Linked DNA regions of Homo sapiens: region 2 is linked to region 1. A link is a loop called in an ENCODE intact Hi-C map of the cell type or tissue named here. Cell type or tissue: IMR-90. All regions are shown on one strand.

Region 1 (8,000 bases):
CCTAGGAATGATATTTGTAGAGCTCTTAGCAGTAGTTCAAAACGTGGGCTTGTGAATCCAAAAATGCCAGGTCGAGTCTTGACTCAAGAAAGAGCAATGGAAGTGGGGGAGACTGGGGCATCAGGCTAAGATGATAGCTCCATTGCACAGCATTATATTCACACAGCAGAGCCCAATGGAGGTGGGTACATACAGAAGGAAGAGGCATGCAGATGTGGTGACTTCAGAGGACCAACCAGACCTGAGGTTCAGAATCCAAGCAGAGAAAGAATAATTATACAGGATTCAACTGTATCAAGCTTCAGCCCTGAAACTTATTTAACAAATGTGAGTCAGCTGCCCCCATTGCTGTGGGTATAGGGTAAACACTAAATCAAGAGCTGAAGAGACAAAGTTGGGAATCTGGCAAGATTGTGATATAAAACTGGGCAGACTCGATAACTCTATTGGGTAGGTCAAAATGACCAATTGCCCATTTCACATATATATTCATCTTAACACATATGTGCACACACACACACCCACCTTATAAGGTAGGCATTATTTTCCCCATGTGATCAACAGGAAAGCAGACAGGCATAAGTATAATTTGCTGCAGTTACAGACCTCAGGAGGGGCATGACTCAGATTTGAAACTAGATATGGCTGACTTCAAATCCCATATCCTTTGCCATGCTGTTAATTAGAGATTACGGTCAATCAGATGATTGTTCACTTGAGGCAAGTGTCAAGAATCAGAAAGACTGAATAGAAGTACAAACAAAGGATATAAGCAAAGAAAATTAAAAAAAAATCCCATGGCCAAGAAGCTATAAAAATATAGTCAACATTACTAATCACCAGGAAAGTAAAACTAAAGCATTAGTGAGACACTATTCCTCACAAGGTTGTCAAAAATTATAGATGTTTGATAACATCAAGTTTTGATAAGAGTATGAGAATGTGGATAATCTTGTACACTGCTCATAGGAGTATCAATTTACACAGCTGTTTTGGTGGGCAATTTGGCAATATCCTTTAAAATTTAAATAATCTTAATTTATCAACTTCACTCTTTGGTATATGTCCAAGAAGTATTTGTTCACAAAGATGTACACATACACACCGCAATATTTATACAAGGATGCTGACCGCAGCCTTGTCTGTAATCACAAAAAATTCAAAATCAATCAAAATGTCCAAATAGAGGAAATAAATACAAATTATAGTTGAGTACACTCCTATAGCTTAAAATTGAGTTAGATTAATGTGCACTGGTGTGGGAAATATATATTGTTAAAAAGATATATTATCAAATTCAAAAAAATATTAAGCTCTATATGACACTATAATGCTAGACACATATCATTACGTATTTGTCCTATCCTGCAGAATGTAAAACACCAAGAGTGAACCCTAACGTAAACTATGTACTTTGGATGATAATGATGTGTCAGTGTAGATTAATTAATTGTAATAATGTATTATTCTGGGGAGGGATGTTGATTATGGGGGAAGCCATGCACGTGGGAAGGCAGGGGCATATGAAAACTCGCTGTGCCTTTCTCTCATTAATTGTAGTACTGGAAGTCCTTGCCAGAGCAATCAGGCAAGATAAAGAAATAAAAGGCATCCACATGAGAAAAGAGGAAGTCAAATTGTGCCTCTTTGCAGATGACATGCTCTTATATTCAGAAAGATTAAAAGACTCCACCAAAAAACTCTTCGAGCTGATAAATTCAGTAAAGATGCAGGATACAAAATCAATGCATGAAATCAGTAGCATTTCTATACATCAGTAATAAAACACTTGAAAAAGAAATCAAGGAGTTATTCCCATTTCTAGTGGCTACAAAAATACCTAGGAATAAATTTCACTGAGGAGGGGAAAGATCTTCGCAAGGAAAACCAGAAAACATTGATGAAAGAAATTGAAGAGGACACAAGTGGAAAGACAACTCATGCTCTTCAACAGAAGACTCAATATCATATAATGACCACACTGCCCAAAACAGTTACTGCAATGAATCATCTGAGAACCAAGGGTAAAAGACAAGGAGGACAGCTAGCAGTCCCCAACACCTTGCCCCAGGCCAAAGGTGTTCCTGATATCAGGTTGGAAACCCAGCTGTGACAGAATTGTGCTTTTGGAACTGTTTATCCATTTCATTCCTTTCTATTGCCCTGGTGGCAGTGGTGGCAGTGGAGGCAAGGTGATCTTGACCTCAAAGAATACATCAAAGTTATTCTAGAAAAATCAATTGATACCAGCAGAAAACAACCATACATGTTTTGCAGTCACATCACTCTTCAGAATTACCCCAGGACCTGAGAGACCAGGAAAAAGGGGCCAAACAGATGGCTCCAGCTTGGTGTCCCTATAAAAGATGTATTGAGAAAGAGTGTTTGGATTAAAGAGAAACCACAAACCATAGTTTCACAGTCCCTTGCAATTATACTCTTGGGCATAGAGCATAGAATGATGCTTCCAATTCTCGTTGGCATTATGAGCAAGGGTAACCTATGTCCTGGCCCCTTCTTGGTTCCTGAAGAACTGAGGAACAGACTAAACAAGAGATAGACCGTCCTCACACACAGCCAGGAAAAGAGTGTTGTCCCTAGTGGAGACAAGAGAAGGAACAGATCCTGCTTTCTGTCTTTCCTATACATGGGGGGACAAAGTTGCATGGTGAGAGGAGCAACTCTCAAAAGACTCACTAATGAAACCAAACAGTTCTGTTTATCAGAAAAAGAAATAAACATACACAAACAAATGGGACTGTGAACTTCTCCCTCTGATGATTCTGAGATGGGGGAATCCCCAAGCTAGCATAGAGCATGCCTCCAAAGCTCCCTGTGGTTAAACGTGCCAGCTGTAACTAGCCATGGAGCAGAGTAGCACCCCACAACACCCCCTCATAGACAAAGCCAATTACCTCAAAATGATGGAAAATGATTAGGCATGTGAATTAAAAAATAATTTTCATTCACACTCCTAAAAGGGTCAGACTGTCAGCTGTCTGGAAAATTGAGCCTTCATGCATTTTCGTTTGATTTTATATTCAAAGTCTAATTAGTCACAATTTGTAGTTAAAAGTGATTTTTTTGATAATGTAGTTGTTTTTGATCGTGTTTGGCTGCATTATCATGGCAGCGTTATCCTTAATACTGTCACAGGGTGGTGTTTTTTACTCATCTGAGCTAATGAAATAACAAGCTGATGCTTTCTCAAGTGCTGCTGATCAAATCCAGAAAGATCACAAGATGCTTGCGATAGAATGGAGGAGACAACTGTTTCCATGTCTGGATTACATGCTTTTCATGTTAAAAGCAAGCAAACCAACAAACAACGCTTAGGCTATAGGGTCAGAGAAACCTGTGTTCAATCTAAGCTCCATCACTGTGTAACCGTGGGTGACTCACGTTTCCTCTCAGATCATAAGATTCCCCCAATGTAAACATGGAGATAACACTATCTCATGTGTTGTCGGTAAAAATAAACAAGTGTCAAATGCCTAGCAGAGTGCCTGGCCTTCAGGAGGCTGTCAACAGATGTTAGTGAAGAGAAGCTCATTTGTGAGATAATGAATTTATTTTTTCTTAACTTAGGTACGATCTAAATGATAGTATCAAAAATAGCCTATACTTAGAGCTTTAAAATGTAGAGAATTCTTTTATATATTACATTGCTCAAACCTCCTGGTAGTTGATGATACATGTCATCCTGGAGAAATGAAATGAAGTGACTTGTTCAAAATTACACAAGGAGTGAATGGTAAAGCCAGGCCACACATCCTAAATGTTTGCACTAAACTGTTTTTTAAAGAGATGTTAGCACTCTCTGCAATACACAAGTCCTCCACAGAGTGTTGGTTGCCCATGGTAACGGGCCATAGGCAAAAAGCACAATCCACTTTAGTAGTCACTGGTGTTTTCTCTGTTCTGTTGGGAGATCTGAAACCAAACCTCTTTATGTCCGATGAGGGTTTGGAGCAAAGGCCTCAATGCCAATACCCACCCACTAAAACTGGAATAATCTATAAGTCAGTTTATATATCATCCAGTCCTGGTCTTCACAGCCTTAGGAGGAATTTTAATCTATTATTACCTTTTAACTCTGAACTGTTCTCATCCACGCTCTGAGAGAACAGGAGAAATGAATGGAATTCTGCATCTACTGTTAACGTATTGTGGTCATGCTTCACATATACTGATGTGATTGATTATCTTAGGTAAGTGCATGCATTGTCACTTAAAGCAAACTTAAAAAAGTAAAGGTGAATAAAAGCACAGTTTTGATTTGACACAAAAGACAAAATGTCTTAATAGTTCCTGTAAACAGGGAAAGTCCACTCAGTGATGCCAGTCAGAGGAGAAACCACTTAGAAAAGCAACAGTCTGGTGGATTAAAAAACCTTTTTGTCAAATGTAAAGGTCACTGAGGCAGTAAACACCTTAAAAGGAAGACAACAAATTTCACGCATGAGAAGCTCAGCCTAAAACAAGACACATTGACCATATGAATGGATAATCCTATCTAAGTGGAAATGGACTCAGAGACATCATTTGGAGACTTAATGACATTAAAAAAAAAAAAAAAGCCAACATTGGAGAGAACAGGCAAGTTCATGACTCCCCTAGATGCCACACACAGACAAGTGTCCTTGGTAATCTCAGAAAGTTCAGTAAAATCTTCTAGATGACCTGGTCTGAGGCTGTGAGCTAAACCTTGTGGTTTCTAGTTGCACATCATTCTGGTAAAAGGTCCACAAGCCAGAAGCTTCCCTCAGTCACACAGAAAACCCATTCCCTCTCCTTCCTTAATGGGAAATATCAATTCTGGGACAAGTCTTCCTTCAGGATGGGCTCATCTGCCCCATCTGCCCCCATTGGTGGAGTTAAGCAGAACAGATTGCTGGTGCTCAGGGTTAACTAATAACCATCATTGAGTGTGTGCCATGCAGGCCAACACAATAATCTTTTGGAGGAACTTGCTTTTCCATCAATTTACTCTCCCAATGCATTCCCCAGTGTGGCAAGTAATCAAGACCATCTGTATATGGTAATCTTGTAGGTGGAGAAGGGAATAGAGGTTCAGAAGGGAAATCCACCAAAAATGCCACATTGCTGATACAGGTTCCCAAGGCTCAATTTCCCTCTCTTGTGCTGTTACAACAGGACCATCATAATCTAACTTTGGAAGTTTCCTACTCAGAGGAGTATGCTCCAAAACTCAGCCAAGTTTTCCACTTCCAACTGGGACATATATTTTGGACCTACTCTCTTTCACACCTTTTCTGGGGATGCGTACTCCAGTATCTACATCATTGAATTGGATTAAATCCAAGCTGCCTTCAATAATGGAGGGGACTTTCCATGCTGCTACATATGGTTGTGCAGATTTACATGGCAAAAAAATGGTTGTGCACTGCTTCAGTTCCCCAGCAAATATCTTTGGATTAAAATATCAAGTCATCTGGATTAAAACAAGCTGGATTCTAGGATTTCACTGCCCTTCTCATGTTGTGAGCAGATTTGTCTTTGCTGGGGCACTTAAAGCTGGAATCTATAAGATAGTTACGTTACTTGTTAAGGTTATTTGGTTGTAAGCAACAGGGAAAGTCTCTGGTTATAACTTATGACAAAAGAAACTTACTGGAATGGGAACAGGTAATTCTCAGAACTGAAAGCCTACTTAACCAGAAAATAAAAGGGGACAGGAATCAAGGCGGGCCCAGGGTCGAGATAGAAGGAGCTATTTGATAAGTATTAAAAGAACTCCATTCTTTCTAACCAGTGGTTACTCTCCTCAGTGAGAGCACCCAGTTAGCCTGGCTTAGATCACATGAGTCTTCCTTGACTGGTGTTGGGCAGAGAACCCTGATTTGATGTCCCACCAACACTACACACAAGAGGGAAAGCAAGTTCCCCCAAAGAGATGAGAGTGGGCTGACACCAAGCAAAAGGAGTGAAGGCTAGACAGCCAAAAGCAGCAAGTGTCCACAATGACCCCCAGACTGTTCTTTTCCAAAAAAAGCATTTAGTACTCAGCATCTGTTACACAGAGCTCTGTTTAAGGAGCAATGAGGAGACAAGTTCAGAACACTGTCTCTAAATTTGCTAAATAAAGGAAAAACACGTGCAAGATATATACCTCCACATCTATCCCAATTTGTAAGAAGGTTTTTAAAAAGCATGGCGGAGTAAATCATTTTCAAACTTTGATATGGAAAGTTTAATTAGTAGTAAATTACTTGTAACATATCTCATAAGTCCACAGCTATAGAGCTTTGACCTAGAGAATCTGTGGTCCTAAAAGTTATTTTCAAAATCCATTCTATGCAGTCCCTCACTGGAGAGAGAGACTTTTTAAAGCAGAGGAGTGCTTTTTATCCACTTGTCACTTCCAGGGAAGTTTTCAGTTGAATCTAATATTTTCTGGCAAAACAAATGTATGAACCATTGCTCTTAAAGTTCAGAGTTAAGGTTCTCCGAGGTAGAAAGCTTCATAGAGAAAGGGACTTAGAGAGAAATGTGTTTGATTTAAATGAGGTTAGTGCCAAGGAGCGAGCTTTAGAAATGGAGAATGCTATGCAAAGGAGCAGAGGTGAACACATGCATGACTTGGTAGAGAATAGCAAAAAGCACAAACCTGACGGGGAGGGGAGCAGAACTACAACCTCTGCGCATCTGGAAAAGACAACAGCAAAAGCAACTTGCTGGTTGGGTTGCTGTAAGGATTAGATGAGATCACGTCTGTAATGCCCTTAGTGTGCGAACAGAGTGAATGGCACTTTAAAGAAAGTGTTCAATGAATGCCAGCTATGTGTTGATTACGTTAGGCTCTGGAACAGATGATGAATGCAGGGCTTGGGAAAATGCTATATCAAGGGCCTCTGCAGGGCCAGTGGGGCAGGCACTGGCCCTGTTGTTGCTGGGAAGGTTACCTGCTTCGGAAGGCACTCATGCTATGGGACTGGCAATAAGGATGTGAGAGTAAATCAGTCAAAATGAACGGGACTTGATGACAACATGGTAGGACAGACTCTAACCTCAAAATAAAAATAAAAATTTGAATTTAAATCTAAGGGAACCACGTTGAAGGAAATTTGTTACATGGGTGATGGAAATGTTTTGAAGCTAACATAGGACTTGAAGCAATCTAAAATCTAGTGACAGGCAGGTAGCAAGTGCCACCCCTGGCTGAAGGGAAAGGGAGAAGATGTATTCCAGAGTCCAGCAGCTGGGATCACTGAGCCTAGGGTTTGTCAGGAGGAAAGTGAAGCCCCTGAGGAGTTCAAGAAGAGGTGGTCACTGCTGAGTTGCTTTCCCCAGAGAGCAGGGGCCACAATCCCCTGGCTTCCTTCTTCCCTACTCCAGGCTCCCAGAAGTCCCTCCCCATGGCTATCTCAGCCTGAAAGGCCAAAATAATGCAAGCGTGTAGAAGGAAGGTCAGGAAAAACGTAGGAATGGATCTCAGGGCAGGCCAAGGACAAAACAGATTCTGAAGAAAGTATCAATTGAAATAGATGACTCTCTAGAACTGTTCCAAGATAAACTTAGGCACATTAAAATTTTAATGAGTTTTTTGAGCATTCGTAAATTCACCAATCAGGCAGGACTCCATTGTAGGCAGTTCAGCACTCCATGGGGGGATATGGTGTGCAGAGGTAGAGAAGAAACCATTTATAAGATATTTACAGAAGCAAGGGCAAGGCTAGGCTTTGATTGGTTAGAGTGGAAAGTCCCTTACTTAGAAGTAAGTTAGTGGTTTCTGATTGGCTCTGCGTAAGTTTCATTTAACTGTTTACAATAGGCTTGTTTGCCTACCCAAGGCATTGGAGCCCTCTAGGCCCAATGTCCTCTTTTCTGTTTTTTGTTTGTTTTTGTTTTGTTTTGAGACAGAGTCTCACTTGGTCACCCAGACTGGAGTGCGGTGGTGCGATCTCAGCTCACCTCAACCTCCACCTCCCAGGCTCAAGTGATTCTCCTGCCTCAGCCTCCCGAGTAGCTGGGATTAA
Region 2 (8,000 bases), 250 kb after region 1:
GAAACCAGGCCTTCTGTGGTTTCCATTCTTCCCCTCTAATGTTGCCTATTTAATGCTAATAATAGCCTCACTGACTCAAGTAGTAGTGGAGTAAATACTGTCACTCAGGTCTCAGAAGTATTAGCCTGCATGTAACTGGCCCTTGCTCCCTACAGCCCGTCCCTGCCCAGTATAGCAGCAGCCCCTCTGGATAGGAGAGTGGCTCCTCCCTTGGCTCACAACAGCATCTAGAATGCTCCTGGTGTTCCATCAATATTTCCTACAACTAATTATATGGTAGGTTTTGATGTTTTATTCCTGGGCAGCCAAATATATTTCATGCTGAGAAGGACAAAAGCACCCAGAGCGGTCTAGAGAGCCCACTGGAGAAAAGGTAAGATGAAAGAAAAACATCTTCTGTCTCTTTCCTCCTTGCTCTGTCTTTCTGTCATGGCCTATCATTCTCTGCCTTCCTGTCTCTCCATCACTGTCTTGGGTTCTCTCCTTCTCTGCCTCCTCTCTCCTAGAAAGGCAACCCCCTGGTGGCGTCTATTGTCAACAACTGTGACACTACAGCCAGGGGCCCACCACCTGCAAATTGCCTTCCAGGCCCCCTATGGCCACTGATATTAGAAGAGGCTCCAATTGTCCTCATATGGATAATAACCAGATGGGTTGGGTCAGGCTGTTCTGCCTGCTGAGTTAACCACACCACACCCCTGAAGGACTTGGAGGACTGTGTGGCAGGATGCAATGCTATGCAGCAGCCTGGAGCCACCTACGGAGTGTGCCAGCTTCAGGGTCCCCAGTCACCTGCAGGAAGCTGCATATCCTGTTTGCCTCCAGGTAGCACATCCACTGGGGACCAAAGAAGGTTAGAATCGATCTAGATTCTCGACTGGAAAAGCACATCAGGAAATGTAGCTAACACGCAGCCTTTTCTAGTGTGGCTAAAGGAGGCTTTGTTTTTATTCATTCAAAACCAATGGCTTGGGCCTCCCCAGCACAGTGCTAGACAGGAGAATCCAGAGATAAGTAAAACACAGAATCTGCCCTCAAGGAGGCCAGATCTTGTAGGATGCTAGGACAGTGGACCCACGACAATTAGAACTGCAAGGAAATTGGACTGATAGTCTTTGCTCACATTGCTTATAGTAGTTTGCAAGGTTGAGCCATAATTTCAAGTTGTTACATTTATTTGTTAGACATTAGGATGAGTACTAGTTCTGGCCAAGAAGTATTTCCATTTCCCCATTGCCTCTCTCTTACAACCAGAAAACCATTAAGGGGCACAGAATAAGGCAGACTGCCTAATGCTCTCGACCTGAGGAGCAACAAGGTGGTGAGTTCCCTGGGTGTCTTCTTTGCCTCTCCTATACCCTGTACAGGGCACTGCAGAACCCTCCAAGTCAGAGCCATTCACAGACACAGACAAAAAAGCTTCAAGAAAATCCTGTTTCCCTCAGCCAAAGGATCAGAAAAAGGGTCATCTAATCACAGAAAACCATTATGGCAGTACCTGCCCTGCTCAAGCCACACTCCAATAAAAAAACTACAGTCCGTCGACAGGACCAAGAGGAGCTGAGCTTCTATTCCACTCCCATCCCTGACCCCATATAAACAGACAAAGGCACACTAATTCCCACACCAGTGTAGAATCAATGGGATCCACCTACCTATAAGACTGAACATGACAATTCAAGTCAGGGCTCCATGCCCTCTTTACCCTGGGCATTAGTGAGTTGAGCTGTGCCTTCACCCTCATCTAGCACCAACAGAACAGGCCAAGGTGGTGCAAGGCAGGGCTAGTCTCACTTTACTTCCTCCTGGCTTCCTGGTACTGACAGGGCCCACTGAAGACCCGAGCCTCCACCCCACTGGCAACAGTGAAAGGGAAGAAGATGGTGGGAAGAGTGAAAGAGAACAAGCAGGGATAGTTAGCACTCTGCTTCTTCCTCCCCTCTCCTGCTGTCATCTGCATCTACCTGAAACTTGGGCTTTCACTGCTAGCCTGCAGCAACAAAGCAGAGGCAGTGGACAAGGAGGAAGCCACGCGGGCAGGCGCAAGAGTGACAACTTGAGACCCTTCCAGAGACTATCAAGAAAGAGGTGATTTGCATTTCTCTGATGGCCAGTGATGATGAGCATTTTTTTCATGCATCTGTTGGCTGCACAAATGTCTTCTTTTGAGATATCATCTCACACCAGATAGAATGGCGATCATTAGAAAGTCAAGAAACAACAGGTGCTGGAGAGGTTGTGGAGAAATAGGAACACTTTTACACTGTTGGTGGGAGTGTAAACTAGTTCAACCATTGTGGAAGACAGTGTGGCGATTCCTCAGGGATCTAGAACTAGAAATACCATTGGACCCAGCCATCCCATTACTGGGTATATACCCAGAGGATTATAAAACATGCTGCTATGAAGACACATGCACATGTATGTTTATTGCAGCACTACTCACAATAGCAAAAACTTGGAACCAACCTAAATGTCCAACAATGATAGACTGGATTAAGAAAATGTGGCACATATACACCATGGAATACTATGCAGCCATAAAAAATGATGAGTGCATGTCCTTTGTAGGGACATGGATGAAGCTGGAAACCATCATTCTCAGCAAACTATCACAAGGACAAAAAAACAAACACCACATGTTCTCACTCACAGGTGGGAATTGAACAATGAGAACACTTGGACACAGGAAGGGGAACATCACACACCAGGGCCTGTTGTGGGGTGGGGGGAGGGGGGAGGGATAGCATTAGGAGATATACCTAATGTAAATGACGAGTTAATGGGTGCAGCACACCAACATGGCACATGTATACATATGTAACAAACCTGCACGTTGTGCACATGTACCCTAGAACTTAAAGTATAGTAACAAATATATATATTTAAAAAAATTAAAAGTAAATAAAAAAAAGAAAGAGATGAATCCTGGGACCTGCCCCTTAAAGGTGTGTGCTGATCTAACCAATGAATTTAGGAATAAACTGTGAAAGCAATTTTACCCTAACACTCACAAGCTGTGGTATCTAAGGGACTTTCAAAATGAATATTTATTCAACTCAACTGAGTGACAAACCTATTAGATGCCAGGCATGGCCAGGTGCTTGAAATACAGAATAAAAGATGACTTCTGTAGTATTCAGGGTTTCACAGCCCAAAGAATCAGGCAGGCATGTAAATTATCAATCAATAGAGTACCAGGTCATGAGTACTATAATCAGGACTTATATAAGGAACAGCAGGCATGTAAAAGAAGCCAATAATGTGGAGGGACTTAGAGCAGGGCTCATACAGAAGACCTGAGATGAAAATAGTTTGTCAAATGATCGAATGACTTGAATGAATGAGTAGTAGATAAAGGTGAAGAAAGTTTACAGACAGACCCTAGGTAGGAGGTACTATTTGTATGTTTCCTTCACAGTGAGAAAATGATCATTTCCTGTAAACACACATGCATGGACTCTTCTAACTGTGCTTTCCCCTGTACATGACTTCCACTGGACATATGCCAAAGTTTTCCCTACCTTTTACTTCCCTGCCTCCAGGAGGATCGGATAAGGTGTTACCAGGTCTTGCCAGAAAACTGGAAATCCCTCTTGGCCATCTGTACTTTGAGAGGTGGGAAAGCATGTGCCTTATGCTTAACCATACTGAGCTGCTTATCTTAAGTTATCCCCTTTCTCTGGGAGACCAAAAAGCCTTCCATTGAGGGCTGGAACCCTCCTTGCATGAGCTGTGTCCCCTGACCATACCTTCCTGCTCATCCTCCCTGCCTCTTTAATTCTGGGGCCTTAGGGGTATTTCCTCATGGCACAGAAGAAACAAAAAAAGGCTAGGGACAAGGCCTCATTCTAAAAGTATTCTAATCCATTCTATTGGTCAAGTAAATCTTACCTCCTGTCTGAAATCGCTCTTGCTCAGACAAAAGTCTACACATTTTTCACAGAGCTCTCTGGCACTTAATGAAACCCCAAGTCCATTATGTCTTGTCACTGAAAGTGTGCTCTGACAAGGCTGAAAAACTTCCTGGAGAGATGACAGTGCATGTGCCTGACTCTTTAAGAGACAATTGTGTGTAGTCACATATTGCTTTGTGGATTGGCGGGTGGGTAGGGAAAGAGGCACCTGTCACTGACTCTCTCACCTGCTGACATGACCCATATGGAAAAAAATGAAATCATGGGTGTATGGCATCATCCAAACACCAAGAAAGAGCCAACACTATTTGCCTCCACTGGGGGTTTTCTAAAGGTTTATGGTCAGAAATAGGACATCCACAAAGCATGTGTATTTCTGCATGTAATTTTATAAATTATGTTACACATTCTTATCTATTTTTCTTGTCTTTAAAATTGTAAGACTAACACTATCTTCTCCAAACAGTCCATGTGATAATTAAATGAGCTCTGAAATACTATAGATAATGGTGAGACATAATATATCTCGAATAAGTGTTGCAATTGTTATTATTGGTATTGTCAATTTCATGTGATGGTAATCCATTATGATTATAAAGGACTTTCAGTGTACTGAAAGTTTTTATATTCATTGATGAGAAAATTGTTATTGTCGACATTTACAGAGTATCAAAGAAGTTAAGTGATTTGCCCCAGGGATCAGACTAGTGATAACTGAGCTAGGAAGTACAGAATAGAGAGGTGGATAAGAGCTCAGCTTTTGGCTTTGGACCACAGAGCACTGATCTTAGCTTTACTACTCCTTACTATGCAACACTGGGAACATTACCTGGCCCCTCTACCCATCCAGTTCTTCACCTACAAAATAGTTTCTTACTTCATAGGTTGTTGTGGGGTTCAAATAAGATAATCGATGAAAAGCACTTAGAGCTGTGTGTGGCATATAGTGTGTGCTCAATAAATATTAGCTACTATCACTGCATTCAGATTGTCTGAGTTCAGCACTCTTTCCACTACATAACTCTAAAGACAGCAGCTTCAGAATCTGTTTTAGAATAAAAACTAACTGAAAATTGTGATATGTCTATTCTCATTTAAGAGGTAGTAAGAGTATGCAGCTAAAGAGTATGCCACAGAGTAGAGATCCATGGTGAAAAAACAGAGCCCAGTGGAGAGGGAGAGGGCTTATATTCTTTTTTTTTTTTTTTTTTTTTTTTTTGAGATGGAGTTTGCTCTTGTCACCCAGGCTGGGGTGCAATAAAACAATCTTGGGTCACTGCAACCTCCACCTCTTGGGTTCAAGGGATTCTCCAGCCTCAGCCCCCCAGGCAGCTGGGATTACAGGTGACCGCCATCACGCCCAGCTAATTTTTGTACTTTTAGCAGAGTTGGGGTTTAGCCATGTTGGCCCGGCTGGTCTCGAACTCCTGACCTCAGGTGATCCATCCACCTCTGCCTCCCAAAGTGCTAGGATTACAGGCGTGAGCCACCACGCCTGGCCTTAGATTCTATTTTTAAACAAGGGAGAACAAATACAATACCATGCAAGTATTCTATGCTCCCACATAGTCTAAAGATATAGCTTATTCCTTCTTAATATACATTATCAAATAGACATAAAGGAGTAAGAAGGTATTTTCACTGTCCATGAGTGGCTAGAAGACCATTTCTGCAAAAAAAAAAAAAAGGTGGGGTGGGGGGGTATCTTGTAAGTCCTTGTGCTACATCATTGATAATTCACTTATTTTATCAGAAGAATCAATGAAATAGTGGGGATGAGAAAAATAGAGGAATTACGATTCTGGGCTGACTGATGGGAAGACATACCTGGTGAAGTAGAAGAGACAAGATCGGGGGAAAAGTAAGTTTTAACTTCTTTTTGAAACAGAGAGGAAATACATTCTTCAAGTGTACCACTTAATGATCTGCATCTTGGAGCCCAGATTTGAATCCGAATTCTGATTCTACTGCTTGGTTTATACATCAGCTTCAGTCATTTACTGGCAGACTCCAAATTTCCTTTTGTTGTTGATTTTAAAGGAAATACAAATGATTCTGTTTGTTACTATAACTATCCTTAGAACTAAATGAAATGGTGCATGTGACAAATCCAGCACAGTGCCTGGCACACAGCACGTACTCAAAACAATATTTAATTCTTTGTCTTGGGTTTGAAACTTCAGAGTTCGAACAAATGGTAGCAAATCTCCCACGGTCAGAGAATCCATGGGAGCACATGGATGGCATTAAATAGGGATTTCCAAGAAGAGAAATTGTGATGAGACAATTATGAACAATTCTAATGAGATAAAAAAATGCTGTTAAAGTAACAAGTGTCATTTCACAGAGGCTCTCTGACAAGCTCAGATTGCAAAAGGCCAAAGATAAAAACATGGGCAAAAGGATGTATGAGCTAAGAGACACATAAAACAGGAGTACAACAACCCCATGAGGATGTGGTGTTGGGGCCAAACCACAGCAAACTGATACTGTCAAAAATGCCACAACCAGACAACAGAAACTTTGAAGCTTCATTTGGTGAAGGCAATTGAACCAGGGAGTTACAAGCATCTACTTGGATGGAGATGGTATATTATTAACCTATAAGAGGACCCTGGCAGAAATCTGTATACACCTCTTCTTACCCTTTCTCCAGTCTGAGAGAGTGATCTGCAAACAGGAAAGGCCAAAACAAATGTTGCAAATGAAGGACTGTGGCATCAGATAAGGAAGGAGATGAAAAGGCAGTGAGCCAATCAGAGGGTTACCAGAGGCCAATGGTGCAGAGCAGAGTCCCTATAGGCTGGTGTAAGGACTTTCACTTTTACTCCTAGTGATATAAAGCACTGTCTTGAGCAGAGAAACAAACAACAGGATCTGACTTGGGTATTAAAGCGATTGTCATGACTCCTGTGTTGCAGACAGATGCAAGGAGATGGAAGAAGGGTAAAGGTCGAAGCCAGGAGATAGACCAGTTAGGATTATGCTACAATGCTTCCAGTTAGAAATGAAGGTAGACTGTACCAGAAGGTTAGCAGTAGAGGAAGTAAAGCCTTCTGGACACACATTTAACATATACAAAAATGGCAACAATAGAAAAGTAGAGTGACTGTCTGTCAAAAAACTTCAGCTCATGGCATATCTTGCTTCTTGCTTTTTCTATACTCATTTTTTCCTACTATTGAATTAGTGAGAGGCAAATACTAATCCACACATATTGTTCAAAACTTTTAGAGACACATTATGTTAAAAACATAAGCATATTGCCATTTTCACATCTGAAAAACTTAACAATAATTCCTTAACAGCAACAAATATCTAATCAGCACTGAGATTTCCTTTATTGTCTCATAATTTGTTTTTACAATTCTTTTTGAAATTAGTATTCACACAAGCTCCATGCATTGGGTTTCTTTGATGTCTCCTAAGATTTGATCACCTAGAGATTTCTCTTTTGCTTTTTGAACTTTCTTTAAATTTATTTTTGAAGAAACCAGGTTATTATTATTGTAGATTTTCCCACATTCTAGATTTTGCTGAATATGTCCTGTTGTTTAATGTATTTCTTTGACTTCTACATGTCTCATAAACTGGCAATTAGATTTAGATCCTTGATAAGATTCTTTTTTTTTGGGAGAATACTTCATAGATGGTTTATATACTTTCATGGGAAGGTGCTTAATGTCTGATTTATTCTCCTTTATGTTAAGGTTGAACAGTGGATACAGATATTGTCACACTGGTCTATCACGAATTTCTTCCTCACTTTTCACTTGATGCTCTTAAAAGACATCAAGAAGCACTGCATTCATCCTTTATTTATTCAGGGTTACAAACTAGTAATATTGTAACAGTGTTATTTCTTTTTTGCCTATTTGTTATTAAATTCTAAAAGAGAAAATGTTCCTTATCAAGCACTTGATTACTTTGAGGTAAAACTTAAACAGAAAAAGTAGACAGATGCTTATATGCCTTATTTTCACCAGCTTTCAGAATCATGTTTTTCTAGCATCCTCCAAAGGAGGCCAATGTGATTTTTGTTTCTGTATCATTAAGAACTTATGGATTTTAAATATTTGATGT

The links. Hi-C counts contacts between places; a loop is a spot of excess contacts. Peaks named below come from ENCODE experiments on the same cell type or tissue, not always from the same donor. Only the 100,000 strongest peaks of a DNase experiment are listed, where the experiment ranks them.
Region 2: a loop joins it to region 1, with 2.5 times the contacts of the local background. A loop is called at or near these places in 2 of 110 quality-filtered maps.

Annotation. Positions count from the first base shown.
Region 1 is chr15:87,345,548-87,353,547 of GRCh38, forward strand. The region is part of intron 12 of LOC102724465 (a long non-coding RNA gene); the gene reads right to left. Among named protein-coding and RNA genes, the nearest start is that of LINC00052, 230 kb to the right of the region's middle. In IMR-90, no CTCF peak of the experiment used is centred here; a DNase peak (open chromatin) is centred at 3,404.
Region 2 is chr15:87,591,165-87,599,164 of GRCh38, forward strand. All of the region lies in intron 1 of LOC102724465 (a long non-coding RNA gene), which reads right to left. It overlaps LOC124903579 (a long non-coding RNA gene), which reads left to right. Exons shown (of 2, transcript XR_007064794.1): 2 at 306-3,007. Among named protein-coding and RNA genes, the nearest start is that of LINC00052, 18 kb to the left of the region's middle. In IMR-90, no CTCF peak of the experiment used is centred here; no DNase peak of the experiment used is centred here.